Regions from separate parts of the Homo sapiens genome. Here region 1 is linked to region 2. A link is a loop called in an ENCODE intact Hi-C map of the cell type or tissue named here. Cell type or tissue: endothelial cell of umbilical vein. All regions are shown on one strand. Links, peaks and the distances in the headings refer to the core of each region. The heading gives the core; the rest is flanking DNA. Region 1 overlaps SCFD2 (sec1 family domain containing 2). Region 2 overlaps SCFD2 (sec1 family domain containing 2).

Evidence for each region. Hi-C counts contacts between places; a loop is a spot of excess contacts. Peaks named below come from ENCODE experiments on the same cell type or tissue, not always from the same donor. Only the 100,000 strongest peaks of a DNase experiment are listed, where the experiment ranks them.
Region 1: it touches region 2 in a loop (6-fold over the local background); 3 of 110 quality-filtered maps call a loop at or near these places.

What each region holds. Positions count from the first base shown.
Region 1 is chr4:53,100,210-53,103,040 of GRCh38, forward strand. All of the region lies in intron 5 of SCFD2 (sec1 family domain containing 2), which reads right to left. Among named protein-coding and RNA genes, the nearest start is that of SCFD2-AS1, 170 kb to the left of the region's middle. In endothelial cell of umbilical vein, for the core only: no CTCF peak of the experiment used is centred there; DNase peaks (open chromatin) are centred at 822 and 1,302; H3K27ac peaks cover 2,500 bases.
Region 2 is chr4:53,196,109-53,198,939 of GRCh38, forward strand. The region is part of intron 4 of SCFD2 (sec1 family domain containing 2); the gene reads right to left. Among named protein-coding and RNA genes, the nearest start is that of SCFD2, 170 kb to the right of the region's middle. RefSeq lists an enhancer at 1-2,831. In endothelial cell of umbilical vein, for the core only: a CTCF peak has its summit at 1,285 (motif pointing right); DNase peaks (open chromatin) are centred at 323 and 1,263.

The DNA.
Region 1 (2,831 bases), core at 38-2,537, 96 kb before region 2:
ACTTGGGCAAGTTATTTAATTTGCCTCAGTTCTCTCATCTGTTCAATGTAGGATAATAATAGCAACTACTTACTAGGGCTTCTAAGAAGAATAAATACCTTGTTTATAATAGTGTCTGGCACCTAGTGATGGTCCTGAAGTCAATAATCAGAAGTACCATCATAGTTATGAAATACTAAATAAATTATACAAACAAAAAATAAATGTGTACACATGCATGTGTGCATATGTGAATGAATGGATAGAAATGGTTTCATAACGTGATTATTTAATTAGCCATAAGAACCACTTCCTATCCACGCTAGATAGCAAAATTACATTACCTTTGTTAAATTAGGTGTTGAAAGGTCATTAGTTCTATATTACAAATTCTTATTATTAAAAAGTTGCTTTTATAACTATTCCAACAAAGCGTACTGTAAGAATAAAATCTGGAGCAGGAAAGAATGAACAGACACATAAGGCTCCCTATGGAATCAGCCCAAACCCAGTAAGTGTTCAAGATTACAGAAACTGAATTTCTGGCTTTACTTCAGCATTATTCTGGGTCCCAAAAATTTGCTTTCTTTTTAAGTATTTTTCAGTATCTCTTTTTTAGTGAATGTAGGATATAACCAACGTTAGAAGTAAATTGTAAAAAATGGTTTGCAAGTTTTCATTAAAATCTCATGACTATGCAAATACTCAGAATTTTTGCATAAATAATCACCACGACCCCCAAATGATGTTTTCGAATGAATCATGCAAACCCACAGTTGAGAGATTAAGTATAAAAAAAGACAGATATCCACCTCTGGCACAACTTCAAATGCGTCGATGGAGACAGAAAAATGTCAAACACAAAGATTACATGAAGCACTGCAGCTTCCATGGACAGGGAAGAAACTACCAATACTTTCTGTATGGTAAAATACTTAAACACACTTCAGCTTTCATGCATTATAAAGAGGATTGACTTGTAGAAACTCAGGACCAGTGGCTTTATGGATCTGCAACAGGGACCCCTATGCTGTATATGAACCTAGTCAAAGAGCTGCACTTCCAAATGCTGACATACTGCTAAGGAGATTGGGGCTTCTCTCTGGTCCTGTTCCTCTCTTTGACTCTTTGACTCTCTTTGATTCAAAGAGCAACTCAGAGTTTTCAGAATGATATTCTAATTTGATAGTAGTTGATCTTTTAAATTCTAGATAGTGAAGGGTTCCAGTAGATTCTAGTTAACAGTAATGTGTGAAGTTTAAAATGTATCTGCTGATAGAGAGGAAATTACTCATGGAAGAAATATCTCTGATGCATAACACACAGTCTGGCTGTACTGAGATAGTTGTTTCAAATGGAAAAGAATGCAGTTGGTAGTGCTTTTAATCAGAACTTTAAGAACCACTGGGTGACTTAAAAGATATAATGGTAGAGAAAAACCTCATTTGCAACAACAATGGAAAAAAGAGATAATACTTGGAAATAAACTCCAAATGTTTCAAACCTATAGGACCAACACTTTAATAAAACACTCTGCAAAACACAAATGTAGACTTGAACAAATGGAAAGACATTCCTGGTTCTTGATTAGGATGTCTCAATGTCATCAAAAGATGTTTGTACTCACTAAGTCAATTTATAAATTTTGTGACATCCCAATTAAAAAAAAACCAATAAGCTTTTTCTCCCCTGGGAAATAAACAAATGAACTTTACTACACATGAATTTTCACATGAAACAATAGCCAAAAGAGAATATCAAGAAAAACAATGAAAAGAAAGAGTTGTGAGGAGATAACAGCCACATCAGATATTAAAACCTACCACAAAATCTGTATAAGTAAAACGGTGTGGTCCTGGAACATGAATGCACATGCAAATCAATGAAGCAGAACAGCAAGTCCAGCAAAAGACCTGACCACAGGTGGAAATTATTCTAGTATATGATACAGGTGCAACTCAAAATGCTGGGGCAGCAAAGAACATTTTAATAAGTGCTGTTGGGACAATTGGAAAGCCATTTCCAAAAGATAAATTTTCATCCATTCCTCATGTCATCCAGTAAGCACAAACTTCAAATAGATCAGATTTTTAATAAGTAAAAGTATACAAGTAATTTTTGATGGATAAATTCCTCTATAATTCCTCTATAATCTGAGGGTAGAAAAGGCCTTCTGTGACTAAAAATCCAGATGCAGTTTTTAAAAATTGACATATTTGACTAAAAAAAATTGAATGGCAAAAACACCATAAGCAAAATGATAGGACAAATAAATTAGAAGAAAATATTTGCAAATAATATAAAGAACTAATATTCATAATTTATAAAGAACTTTTAAAAGTTGATGAAAGGAGATCAAAAGTACTCTAGAAAATGGGCAAAAGACAGGAATAGAAAATACACAAAAAAGATATAAAATTACATTAAAATATGAAAATATGTTCAATTTTACATAAAAGGAAAATTCATATTAAAATTATATTGAAAACAATTTCTCATCCATCAGTTTGACAAAAAAACAAAAGCTTGTTGGTGAGGCTGAAGAAAAACAGGCCCATTTTTATACATGATTTTCAGGAAGGCAAAAGGGTGTAAATCTTATGTAGGGGAATTTCACAATGTCTAACAAAAATATAGGAACCAGCTTGCAGGAGCTCTTACTTGACAAATGTAAAACAATAAGGTACCCAAATTCATTCATTACAACTCATTGAATTAAGAATCCATGAGTCTATACTTATAATAAATAAATACATACATACATAGGCAGACAGCTGGAGAGAAGGAAAGGCTCTTCCTTCTGGTAGAATGTCAACTGATGAGTGCAGGGTGTAATGGAATTGAAAATCACC
Region 2 (2,831 bases), core at 29-2,528:
ACTTCATGTAATTACTTTGTCTTTTTAAAAATCCTTAAATGATCATTTTCTCCTTTGGCACAGAGTCTTTTGACTCCTCTTTTGATGCCAACATAGTCTCATCATGAAAATAAATTGAAAGTAGGTGGTCTGGTTAGTCTTCACAATGCTACATTTTAATCAGGCAAAGCAGTGAAAAACATGATTGTCGAAATGCTGGCGTGTCTTCAAACAACAGTGTATGCTGTCCATTTTACTCTCAGTGAAAAAGCTCTTCAAGAGATTTCGATAAAGGTTTCCTTCCTACTTGCAGTCCACATTTGTAATGTTTATATAAGTGGAGGATATAAATCTTTCTCCAATGAACCCCATGGTTTTTAAAGCAGATTCTTGTTATAAACTGCCTGTTTCCGTTTTGCCTGCCTAAGCAAGCCAGGCAAAGACCATTCGCGAGAGACTGGAACTAATTTAATGTGCTCCAGGTTTAAGCCCCTAGCCTCTGCGCCTTTGCAGGGAGATTTTACACAGTGGATTACTGCTGACTTTAACAATGATTCATATGATAAGTGGCTTTTGATTTGTTTTTTAATGTCAGAAAATATGCATTGGCAAAAGAAATGTCATTGAAATCATTTCGTTAAAGCAATATCCATAAAAAGGGGTGGGGGAAGGAGAATTCAACTTTTCATCAAAAAAAAAAAAGTCTAAATCATGCCAATGTCTTGTTCACATAAATTTATAGTTTTACTCAATGCAAAAGAATACAAAGCTATTTAGAGACAGCTAGATTTAAGACTGGATGAACTGCAAGATAGGATTGGTTGAATCGATATACTTTACCACAAAATTGGTTATTATTATTAAAATACCAAAGCCACACGGAAGATAGACAAAAGCATCATTCTTTATCCAGCCTCAAAGACACCCTGTGTGCTTTTTTCAAAGATTCACAATTCCTTGAAACCAACACTAATTAAAACAGAAACACATTCACAAAACCCGGAGTAAGATCCATCATCCCAAAGCATGGCGGGGGAGGAAAATTTCCTCTGTTTAACTCAAAGGAACAGAGCAGCAACAACATTAATTCAAAAGAAAACAAACTGAGAAACAAAAGTATGTATTATACTATTATTCTAGAGTTCTGCATTTAAGAGGCCTGAACTGTTCATCAAAACATACTTTCAAAATGCCAAATGTAATAAGATATGCTTGTCCCCAATCATCTGTTAGTTTCTTCTGGTTTTTCTTGAAGTTCCTTTGAAAGGATTATCCAAAGTCTTACAGTAGGGGGCAGTATTGTAACATCATGCTCACACTTAAAAGGACTCCAGGTCAGCCCAAAAGAGGAAAAAGGGCCATTATTCATAAAGACTTAACTATGTTGGCATAATTACAGAAATTATTACAAAATTTCAGATTTTTTCCCCAAAGCCTAACCTGCTTTCTTACCACCTACCTATAATATTAAGATGTCTTAAACAATAGAAAAAGCAAATGCTTTTTATTGAAAAAGTCTGTCCAACAATCTGATACATGCTGATTGCTGTTTAGCAGTGAAAGAACTATTTATTGAATGTCATATTTCAAAAGCATGAAGACTTCTCCAATTGCAAATATCCAGATGTTCTTTATTGTAAATATGACATTAGAAGATGGCAAAAAAAAAAAAAAAAAAAAGAAATGAATATTTCATCTTGCTCTAAAATGAAATGCAGAGCTGGTTTATAAACACAAGTCAATGTAACCTATGCTAATGAGATGTTAATTTCAAAAATATGGGGTAAAAAAATATTTACAAGTATAAGAATGTCTTCATATTTTCCAGGAATAAACCTTTTCTTTCCATCTGTCTAGGATGGCTCTTGGCTGGCCTGCTAGGAAATATGGAAACTGAAACTATTTGTACTTAATGCTTGGCTTCCAATGACTTAACAAAATTCTGGGAGTTTGCGGACAGGAAAATGCAAAGTCCTCACCATGTCCCAAGATAAAACATATAGATATATAATGGCAATTTTTTTCCATGCATAATGGTGATCCATATGGATTTCTCTTAATTCTGGAAATACGAGTGATTGCAGCTTTTATTTAATAATTGAAAGCCTTAAGGTCACTAAACAAAACAATAATTACTGTATTTGACTTTAAAAGAATCAAACCTCCTATCATCTTAGGCAAGTACTGTTGTTTATCTTCATCTTCAATTTCAACTCAAATTGAGTTGCTTGTTTTCTGCCTGCTGGCTTTAAGGGGACGGGCTGTTATAAATTCAAACAGGATTTTTTTAAATCTAATAATTTCAACTAAAAAATTATATTAAAAGTATTATTTTATAGACACATAATCTAATATTTTAAATGTAAAAAAAGAGATCCTAAGAATACTAAAACCTATGAAATATCATATGAAGCCAGCAATTATTGTAATCATGTTTAAATGCTATAAATTTTCAGTTTCAGTACTTCAAGTTATAGTTTATTCTAGTCTTATTATTATACATTATACTCTCTCTACTTGTCCATTTTTGTTTAAGTTGTTTTGGAGTTGGGGATGTTTTGGTTTTATGCTGTGTGAGTGAATGTGTGTGTGTGTGCATGTGTGTATACATGTGTTCATTTAAAGATCCTATAAGAACCCTCATATGTATACTTCTTGGAGAATATGGACTGCTCCTATGCTTTATCACCCAGGTTTTCTCAACTGTTGTGATAGGTTCCTTTTCAAGACTTAACAGAAAAACTGTGCCTATAATTACCATCAAATTTCCCTCAAATTGAGCTAAACAGCATACATTTGAGTTGCCAAATGGGACATAATTCTTCATAATTACCGTCCAAAAGAGCTTGTGA